Regions from separate parts of the Homo sapiens genome. Here region 2 is linked to region 1. Evidence: chromatin loops called from intact Hi-C (ENCODE). Cell type or tissue: heart right ventricle. All regions are shown on one strand. Each heading gives the region's core, and the rest is flanking DNA. Links, peaks and the distances in the headings are about the cores only. Region 1 has its middle 29 kb from the start of GHSR. Region 2 overlaps FNDC3B (fibronectin type III domain containing 3B).

The links. Hi-C counts contacts between places; a loop is a spot of excess contacts. Peaks named below come from ENCODE experiments on the same cell type or tissue, not always from the same donor. Only the 100,000 strongest peaks of a DNase experiment are listed, where the experiment ranks them.
Region 2: a loop joins it to region 1, with 2.3 times the contacts of the local background. A loop is called at or near these places in 22 of 110 quality-filtered maps.

Annotation. Positions count from the first base shown.
Region 1 is chr3:172,475,135-172,480,519 of GRCh38, reverse strand. No RefSeq gene overlaps it. Among named protein-coding and RNA genes, the nearest start is that of GHSR, 29 kb to the right of the region's middle. In heart right ventricle, for the core only: CTCF peaks have their summits at 2,821 and 3,030; a DNase peak (open chromatin) is centred at 3,029; H3K4me3 peaks cover 1,240 bases; H3K27ac peaks cover 1,423 bases.
Region 2 is chr3:172,362,577-172,367,961 of GRCh38, reverse strand. It overlaps FNDC3B (fibronectin type III domain containing 3B), which reads right to left. Exons shown (of 26, transcript NM_022763.4): 23 at 5,117-5,329. Among named protein-coding and RNA genes, the nearest start is that of GHSR, 83 kb to the left of the region's middle. In heart right ventricle, for the core only: no CTCF peak of the experiment used is centred there; no DNase peak of the experiment used is centred there; H3K27ac peaks cover 332 bases.

The sequences.
Region 1 (5,385 bases), core at 123-5,122:
ATGTTCTCATTTATGTATGGGAATTAAAAGAAAAAATTGACCTCATGGAGACAAGAGAGAGTAGAATGATGGTTACCAGAGGCTGGGAAGAGTAGCGGGGAGCAAGGGATAAAGAGGGGATAGTTAATGGGTACAAAAGTAGAGTTACTCCCCCTGAGTAAGATCTAGTGTTTGATAGCATAATAGGGATACTATTGTTAACAATAATTTGTTGTATTTTTCAAAAGAACTAAAATGGTGCTTTTGGAGTGTTCCTAACACAAAGAAATAATAAATGTTTGGGGTGATGGATATCCTAATTACCCTTATTTGATCATTACACATTGTATGTTTGCATCAGTACATCACATGTACCCCATAAGTATGTGCAAATATTTTGTATCCATAATAATTAAAAATAAAAGAATTTTAAAAAATAAAAGGTAAATCAAATAAGAAACAAAAAGATACGATAAAGTTCTGTTTCTTAATGTTACTGAAGCACCAGGGATTCAGTGTAGGTCCTGCTGCTGGCCGCACAGAAAGCCAATCACTGAGACAATTATTGCCAAGAAAGAAAACTTTAATCAGGTGCTACAGCTGAGGACATTGGGGATCAGTCTCAAATCCATCTCCCTGAGTGACTAAAATTAGGGGTTTATATAGCAGGGAAGAAATGTAACTATGTGTGAGAAAGCAGGAACTGGAAAGGGGTAAGAAAGCAATCATAATGAATGAGGGGCCTGGAGTCTCATTGTCCTGATGCCATGATGTGGTGAGTCTCAGTTCTTTGATACTGTTTGAGAGGCCTGGGGGTCCTTTCCCGAGGAAGGAACTCAGATAAAACAAAGGTAAGTTTCACACTGTAAGATCAGAAAAGTCTATTTCTACGTTTATCCAAAGAAAAAAAAAACCCAAAAACTGTTCATGGGACTATTGGGTTGGATTCATTAATTTTATGTGGGTTCATAGGGCTGGTTCTCTGTAGTATCTTTTTTTACACCTTACACATACATTATAATTTTGCAGTTTAAATCTTACCTGAATAGTGTTGGTAAGCATGCCAAACCAGGGATTTGGGGGGGTAATGCACTACTCTTTGGTCCAACCAACATTTTTAAAAACTTTATTGGATCTTATAAATTGCACATGAAAGGTATGTTTTTTATTATGAGTGAAATGTAGAAATGTATGAAGAAAAATGTTAAAAATCTGTAATCCCCCCACTCCCTTCCCATCATGAAGGATCCAATATTAAAACTCTGTGTCCTGGCTGGGTGCAGTGGCTCATGTCTGTAATCCCAGCACTTTGGGAGGCTGAGGCAGGTGGATCACTTGAGGTCAGGAGTCCAAGACCAGCCTGGCCAACATGGTGAAACCCCATCTCTTTCAAAAATAGAAAAATTAGACAGGCATGGTGGCAATGCACCTGTAATCCCAGCTACTTGGGTAGCGGAGGCAGGAGAATCACTTGAACCCAGGAGGCAGAGGTTGCAGTACAATCTCCAGTGAGACTCCATCTAAAAAAAAACCAAAAAACCAAAAAACTCTGTGTCCTTTCATATGTTTCTCCCTGTTCCCAATATTCTAGCTTAATTAATTTTTTGTTTTACAAATGGAAATATATATACATACATATATAGGTATATGCATATGCAGTTGTGTATAAAACTCAGCAACTCATTCCTTTAATAGTACATAGACTCCTTTCCAGATCAAAGTATACAGATTTAATTGGTTCTTTTAAAATACTGCATAATAACTCATTGAATGAATAGATTATAATTTATTCCAAGATTTGATTGTTCCCAATTATTTGTCACTACAAATAATGCTACAATAAACATTTTTGTCATTGATCTCAACATTCTGGATTCCAAATTGGGATTTCTGGGCCAATTTAACATTTTAGATGTTAAAAATACCTGTCTGGCCTGGCTGAGACAGCACATATCTGTAATCCAAGCATTTTGGGAGGCTGAGGCAGGTGGATCACTTGAGGCCAGGAGTTTGAGACCAGCGTGGGCAACACAGGGAAACCCCATCTCTACAAAAAAATGAAAATAAATAAATAACTCCCTGATTACTTCCTTAATCTTTTGTAGCACATTACACACCTAGCAACAGAAAATGAGAATGCTCTGGTCCCCACATCATCACCAGAGTGAAATATTACTATTTGTGTTCCTGTTTGCCAGCCTGATGAGTGAAAACAGTATCTAATTTTTGTGTTAACCACCAACATTCTTTACCTGCTGCTTCCATTCTGGTCAGCAAAGGTGGTGCAGGTACAGTGGCTTCCTAAGCACACTGCTTCTCAGTACCTCCTGGTGAGCATTTAAAAATGCTGATGCTCAGTCTTCCTCAGAGACCTACTGAATTGGAATCTTCCTGTGTTTGTTTACGTTTTAATTTCCACAAGTGATTCTGATACAGCTAACTTGGCACCTGTTCACTGACAGGCAACTGAAAATCACGAATAGAACCTATGTAGACTTGAAAAACCTACATTTCAAACCCTGTGGTGTGCGAATTAAGTATTTAAGAAAACAAGATACCCAAGTGATCATTCTGATTAAATGTTCAAAAATTCAATTCACCTGCAACATTTTAATTCTATGAATTGTTTTAACAAGGGATGATGCCTGCATGTTACTTCCTCTGCTTCAGAAACTAAAGCCTAAGATACGGGAAGCAGCTGTGGACTGGCTATTTTTGAAGGACAGTTTTCTGGACAACTGTGGATTCCTTCTTGTAGAACATGAATACTGATCTTTTTGACAATGAAATAAGGTCAAGAGAGTCTTGGCCTCTCATCGCTGGACTCTGTCCCATCCAACCTCCTCACTTGAAGCATAGAGAAAAAACTGCTACTCCAATTTTTATCAGAATGGACCTAGACAGGGCGAGGGATTTCTAAAGACAATGGCCCTTGAGGAGAGGTCAGCTCAGCTGTTTGAGAGGCGTGAATAGCAAGGCAGGGACATTCTCTCCTCTCTCCTTGAAACCAGACAGGGGGCAGCCACCTTGTTACCACACACTATGAGCTGCCACCAGGTGGCGAGTTTCCCTTATTTTCCTCAAAGCCCAAAGTACTTGAGAGAGAATAAAATGACTTCAAATTCTGGTTAAAATGAAAGTGAAGAGGAGTAGTTTATATCTGGACCATAAGTAATCAGGGATGCAGACGAGATAATCAGAGCATTGTACCGACATGTCCTGATTGAGATCTTGCCACCAATGGCTTCTGGTAGTTATGTCATATCCTCTCTGTGTCTCCGTGCCTTATTTATTCAAATGGGGATAATAACAAAACCCAACTTGTAGCGGTTATTAGGAAATGATTAATATGAGTGACGTGCTGAGATACGGCCTGGCAAGTTCTAAGCATTCAATATGCTTAAAAAAAAAAAAAAAGAGGGAGGCGGAGCTTGCAGTGAGCCGAGATCGCGCCACTGCACTCCAGCCTGGGTGACAGAGCAAGACTCCGTCTCAAAAAAAAAAAAAAAAAAGGAAAGAAAAGAAAAGAAGACGAAGAAAACCTCTGGTACAGAGGTTTTACAGCCTCATTTTAATTGCTTTCATGCTGATTTTGATTTCAGATTTCTCTTTATTCTTAAAATCTCCCAGAAAGTCATATTGACGTCAAAATTGGAAATGACCTAGTTAAAATAGATAAGTATAAAACAGGGCTCAAGTACGTCCTGTTTTGAGAAAAATCAATGTATAAAACCCTCAAGTTTAATAAAACAGATAAATTTAAGAGATTACAAAAGAGCATTTTAGAAAGAAATGAATAGCAGTCTTTCTTTAAAAGTAAGCTTCCTTTCTGCATTAAGAATTTGGTTCAACTTGTGAAACTCACTTGCTCCTAACTGCCCTGTGAAGTGAGATGAACGCATCCTTAGGATACATTGGGAAGATGAGCATTCTGCTTCTGCAACGCCTGCTTCCCCTTTTTGCACACGTTCCCTTCCCTACAAACTTGCCACACTGCCTGCCTGCCTGCAACCCATCCCCTTTTGTCTCCCAATCCTCTCCCTCCTGGAGGGGCACAGGCAATGGATGAAGATCAGGAGGATATACAACACAGTCCATGGTACAGGCTGAAGGGTGGAGAGGAGTCCTCCTCTTTCCCCCAAGCTCCAGGAAGCTCATCACATGAGTGGAAAGTTGGAGAGTGACCTGGGCGCGGTGCTGTTTACACTTGGGCAGACTTCTGGTTGGGGGCAACTTTAACTCCAGGGAGTTAATAATAATCATGTGGGCAGGGCATGGTGGCTTACCCCTGTAATCCCAGCACTTTGGGAGGCGGAGGCGGGTGGATAACCTGAGGTCAGCAGTTCGAGACCAGCCTGGCTAACATGGTGAAAACCCATCTTTCCTAAAAATAGGATGTGGTGGCGAATGCCTGTAATCCCAGCTACTTGGGAGGCTGAGGCAGGAGAATCGCTTGAACCTGGGAGGCAGAGGCTTCAGTGAGCTGAGATCGTGCCATTGCACTCTAGCCTGGGCAACAAGAGCAAAACTCTGTTTAAAAAAAAAAAATCATGTGGAAGAGGAGGAGGAGCCGTCTATTGAACTCTTTCTCTGCTATAGTTAGTTGTTGGCATGCTCCCTCAATTCCCAAAACACCTTGTGTGGCCCTGTGACATGGGGACAGAGATAAGAAACTGAGGTCACAGAATTATTATAGTCAGTGAAAAGTCTTGGCCTTAGGTTTGTCTCAAGTGTTAAACTACTACTGGGATGGAATATGTCCAAACCGAAAAAGGGGTTAGGTGAGATGAGCGTTTCTATGTAATTCTGGGGGAAAAAAATAAAAAACCACAGTGTTAGCCTAAGCTCTACTCACACGAATACAAACATAATCTGCTTCTGAGACACTTGCGCCCCTAAATCAAAACCGAAGTCCCTTAATATTCTCTCTTCGCATGTTCTCACTTATATGTGGGAGCTAAATGATGAGAACTCATGGACATAAAGAAGGGAACCACAGACATGGAGGCCTACTCAAGGGTAGAGGGTGGGAGGAGAGAGAGGAGCAGAAAAAATGACTATTAGATACTAGGCTTAGTACCTGGGTGATGAAATAATCTGTATAACAAACCCCCATGACACAAGTTTATCTATGTAACAAACCTGCACATGTACCCCTGAACCTAAAATAAAAGTTTAAAAAAAAGAAAAGAGAAAAAAAGAAGACAAAAGAAAAAAGACAGTTTAGTGTAACATATTAGCATAAATTTGGCATCAGATCTGTGTTAGAAACCCATTTCACTGCTTAAAATCTGAGTAATTTGGGGAAAACATCTCTGAGCCTCCATTTCTTCCCTTATAAAATGAGAATATTATCTACTTCTAGCATTAAAAGAGTTAACTGAGTTAACATATGTCACCAAATTT
Region 2 (5,385 bases), core at 229-5,228, 110 kb after region 1:
GCCACTCCAATTTTGCTGGCCAAAAGGAAAAGTGTCCCGGGCACAAGGGCTGAGTTAATGGAGAGCAAGTGGTAATTATCTGCTCTATTAGATCCCTCTTCCTCCAGCCCAATTTCATGGGAGGCTTGGTTTATAAAACACTGGCTGTCTGACTAAACCTCAACAACAGATTAACCATAAATGCATTCCTGGAATTTACGTTCTTCCCGCCTCAGTGTTGTGTAAAATTATCAGGGAACACAGACCCACAGGGGTCAGGACAGGAAGCAGCATCAACTCCGATTCTGTTAGGGCAGCATAACATTTCATTTAACACAGATAAACGCATCTTCAAAGTCATCGGCACAGTGCTACAATCTTAAAATGCACAAGCTGATCCTGTTATTCTAGTGCCTGTATGAGGTTAATGCAGCTTTATGGAAATGTTTACTTTGGAGATATATTTTTCTTGTATAACACGGGAACCAAAGACATTCATATCTTCTGTGCTGGATCTGTTAAGAATAATAGACTTAATCACTCTAAGGCCAAACTAATTTAATTTTTGTTTTGCTGTCTGCTGTCTGTTTTACTGTCTGCTTATTGTTTGATGTTAATTTATCTCCCTTAGCAAGATAAGCTCTCATAGATAGTCCACATACCTCATAAGGCCCAGCACATAGTAGTAATTCAAGAAAAAAAAAAAATCGATGATTGAATGATCATAATCTTATCATTGAAATGAACTTAGTTCTATAAATATGAAGCACTACTTTAAGGCTTGCTTCCTGCCTTATATATGTGGCTTCCACTTATAAATGTGGATGGGGAATCTTCAGTATCATAAGCCAGAATAAATGGGAAACAAATGTCCTATCCCAGGGGGGTAGAATCCTTTCAACATAGCAAGTCCAGGTGATCTAGATGAATTCTAGGTTGATTTGCCTTGAGCCAAGGGTTTGGGCAAGATGCTCTTTGGGATCCCTTTTATTTACATGAAACATGCCCAAACTTAAGGGGAAAGAAAGCACCAGGTCTGAAAATAACAAAATAGAGACAGTTACTTGGAGAAAGACTCAGGGCACCTTTCTATACTTTGGAGGTTTTGCCTGTAATTTCCATCCTATCTCAAGTCTTCATCACTAGTCTCCATCCCAATGCTCCCCAGGCATGAGGTTACAAGACTGGCATCCTTTAAGACTCACTCAACCTGTCATCTTTTCTAAGAAGTGTTCATTTGATTTTAAGCCTACCTTAGATGCCATTCTTCAATTTTCCCTCTATACCTTGTGCATGTGTCAATCTTTAGGCCTTCCACATCATAATTTGCTTTAAAGCATCTGTGTTCTACCATTACCCACCAGACTGTGAGTTCCTTAAGGGCAGGGATCTTAGTCATCTTTGTCCATCTAATACTGAAGCAGTGCCTCTATTTGACATATAAAACTCCAATAATTGTAAGTTGAAATCAATTCAACTTATCAGAAACTATGTTTTTTTTTTCACCTAAATGGTAGAAGGCTTTGGTACAAACCCTACTTTCTAGAAAATATTTCCCTTTTTACTCAAGAACTAAATAATGTAGACAAAGCTCTCAATGCTTAGCGCTCCTGTAGGCATGCAATAAATCCAAGTTTCCTGGGAGGGAGGCTGTAAAAACAACAACAACAATAACAAAACAACAACAATAAAAATATAAGTATCCTTTAGAATGTTAAAAACATTTTTGGCTGAACATTGCATTTGTAAATCTCTTGGTCATTTCAAATTTTCTGAGAGGTATATAAATAAACATCATAAATCAGTGCATCATAGTTGCAGAACCTGAGGGGTTTTTGGACATTAAGTAGTTACTCTTAAGGGAAGTTAGTATTTTTCTTATTTTTTTATGAATAGCAGAAACTAAAAATATGAAGGAAAAGAGGCAACATGCCCCAATCATTTACAAGGGACACCTTTTCATAAAGGATTTAATTCACAAATACTCTACAAAGATTTGTTGCCTTAAGGTGAAAAGATATCAGAGATCGTCTTCTAGTTTAACCCCTTTATTTAATGAATTAAGGAAATTTGGAGAGCAATAGTTTAGTTGCTAAAATCGACTCAACTCTTTAATATGATAATTATGAAGCGCAGATATACTAATTTTCATTTTTCTTCTGTTACAAAATATACTTAAGTGTTAAGAAGAACACTTAAACAGCTGGCTAGGACTCCCATAAAACTCAGACATCAGCAGCTTTCTTTTCAAAGGCCCACAATGCCTGTTTATAAAGTGTTCATGGTAACACTTTAAGGCTGCTTCCTTCATAAATATGGACTGGGACTCTTCAGTATTGTAAGCCAGAATAGATGGGAAACAAATGTCCTATTCTGGGGGAAAAATCCTTTCAACATAAAAGTCCAGGTGATCTAGATGAATTTTAGGTTGGGTTGTCTTGAGCCAAGGGTTCGCACAAGATGCTCTTTGGGATCCCTTTTATTTACATGAAATATGCTCAAACTTAAGGAGAAAAAATATCTTTGAGAGCCTGCAGGTAAGAAAGAAAAGTAAAATAACAAGCCTATCTATGGTTCTCACCTTGGCCACAAGCGGGATATATCATTATTTTGGCCACATGCATAAGAAGAACTTACTGGTGGTTAATGAAATTAACACATACGCTAAAGAGTATGTGCTTTAAAACTAGAAGCTCCTCTAGCAACAAGTTCAATGAAAAAGACAGCTGCCCCTTGGGAGGAAGACACTGTTCTTTTCAACTGCAGAAGCCAGGTCCTAAAGAACCTTGAGGAGGCTAGATTGACAAAGGCTATGCTAATAAAAAGTATTATGATGTATCCAACTCAAATTGTTTCTCCTTGATACCCATGTGCCAAGATCCAAAGTTAAAGGCTTGAATTCAAAAGGCCACTCACTACAAGAGTTCAGTTTCAAGACACTGAGGAAGGTCATCTTCAAACTAAAATTAGGCTGTTTTCATTCTATTAAATCTCAGGAAAATTATTCACAAATAGAATGAGAATTTATTATGCTCTATATTCCCATCACTTTAATAACTTTCTGAGAGCACTGACAAATCTAATTTAAAAAGATAAATTTGGACTCTAGCTCCTGTAATTAAGAAAAATACTGTTCCTAATGCGAAGTTTTCTTAAATTGCCATTTAAATTTAGGCAAGTCATTTATTTGATTAGGCAAGCCTTGGGCTTTTTGAGGGGGGAAGAAACAACATGTATTGATTACTAGATTCTGCACTGTTTTTTGTCTGGCATATTTAAATGCCTCATGCCAGGAACCTCATTTGGAAAAGTGCTTGGGGAGCTTTTGTTCTTTGCCCAGGAGCCACCGTGTCATGGAAAACCTTGGATCAGACTACACATTTGTATAGTTCTCCCTATGAGGCACTAGTGGGCTGCTGCCCCACACAGGGCAGGATTGCAGCAAGAGGGGGTGCCCTTGGGGCAGAGCCTTCACTTCCCACATTTCTAAGATGGCAGTGGAGGCAGGGCACGGGGAATTGGGAGGCACTGGCCTTTATCCCAACTCAGCTAGCTACCACTTTCAACAACTTTTCTGTGCTTCACTTTTTTCTAAAACAGCACAACTAGAAGCTATTTTCTAAGGATTTACCACCAATGGAAGCCACAGGTCTGGGAAAAAATGAAAAGACATTTAAAAATTTCCCCCAATGCTAGTTTTTTTATACATGGATTGTGATTTCTGTTAGTTCACAATTGCTGTTCTTGCCAGCCCTCTCCTGTTGAGTTGTCCCTAGCCAGTAAAATAAAAAGCCCATGAAAACACATCCGAAGGCACATATAGCACAATAAGATGAATGCTCTTGTGTATCAGTGGATATGAATTTAATCTTTCATGAACCTATCAAAAGAAGCTTTACCTCCCCTGTGTTCTCTTCACTAGAACTAATTTCCAAGAGGATAATCACGTTTTGTTCTGTCATAAAAATTACCAGGTTTGCCAGGTCCTCCAAAGTCAAGCTCAAATGTCACCTCTTTCAAGAAATCTTTCCTGATCTTTTAAACCAGATGGTCTCTGCCTCCTTCAAACTCCCAAAGCAATTTTTTCCTCTGACACTAATGTTCTATGGCCATTTTAAAAATTGATACTATGCTTCTAGAGGTAGGGTCTTATGTGATTTCTAATCTTGGTCTCCACTGAAGGCCCACAGGACTCCACTGTACTGAAATCCATCAAAGTGCTTGACTGCAGAGTAGGGGGTGGAGACTGGGACAGGGTTTTCCGTGTAACTAGAATGGGTTCCATACGTGAAGGAACAGAATAGTATCATGCATAAAAGGAAATAACAGAAATGCTTCTATCCTGACACTGGTTTTGTGTGTCAGTAGGTAAGCAGGGAAGTAGCATTTTGGTTGTTTTGGTTTTATGGTGATCTCCCATTCCCTTTACCTGATTGTCTGATTAGGACTTTTGGTAACAGAACATTCTGTCACCATTAACTTTTGCTTGACATTGGATTATTTCTAAATACAGTTTGGCTGTCTTCTGATCGGACATTTTCAGAGGAAATGAAGTTAGGTTAAACAAATACTACGTGAAAGGCTACATTTGATTTTGACAGCCAAGAATGTTTCCTGGGTATGGAGTTTTATGAAGAATCTCCTATTTGCTCTGGTTAATTTGATATTGCATTGCCCATAGTTACAGAGTACAGTCCCCATCTGTACATCACCCACAGCTATTTCACATTGGTAAACATGTTTGTCCTGATGGTTACTGAATATTTAAAGAGGTAACATCTCTTCCTGGGTCTTATTTCCCTCTGCACTCATGACTAATATAATGCTATTACATAGTGTGAACTTGAATTTGACAATTTTCTTTAGATACTTTCTCTCCATTATCTGGCTTGATGAAAGGAAAAAAAAGTGCATATTATGCTATGTAGGGAAATCAGGATCTTTAGAATGTTTAGAAATTCCAAATAGAGAATAAAAGGAACGACTCCGGGTATAAAACGCAGGGCTCAAGTCAAAGGAAGCCTCTGAACAAGAAGGAAGAGGGTCTTAGTGCAAGCAAATAAAAATGTACAATTGAGATTTCATCCCACAAGCCAAAGCTACAGAAGCTTCAGGAGCATCCTCACCCCCACCTCACCTCTTGTTTCTGTCCTCCAGCTGTAGTGTGTACACAATGTCCTCAGCAGCATGTGTCTTGGAGTTACTGTCTCCCCATTTTAGCTTCAGGCTCTGAGGACCAGCAGCAGCACATTCTAGCCTAGGAGGCAAGGGTGGTAATGGCCGAGTTTTTGCTTTAATGAACTGACTAAATGGTCCAGCTCCAATTTCATTTATAGCCTGAATTCTGATCCTAGAGAAAGGAAAAAAAAAATACAGACAATGCAGGTTAAAGCAGCAGCAATTCTT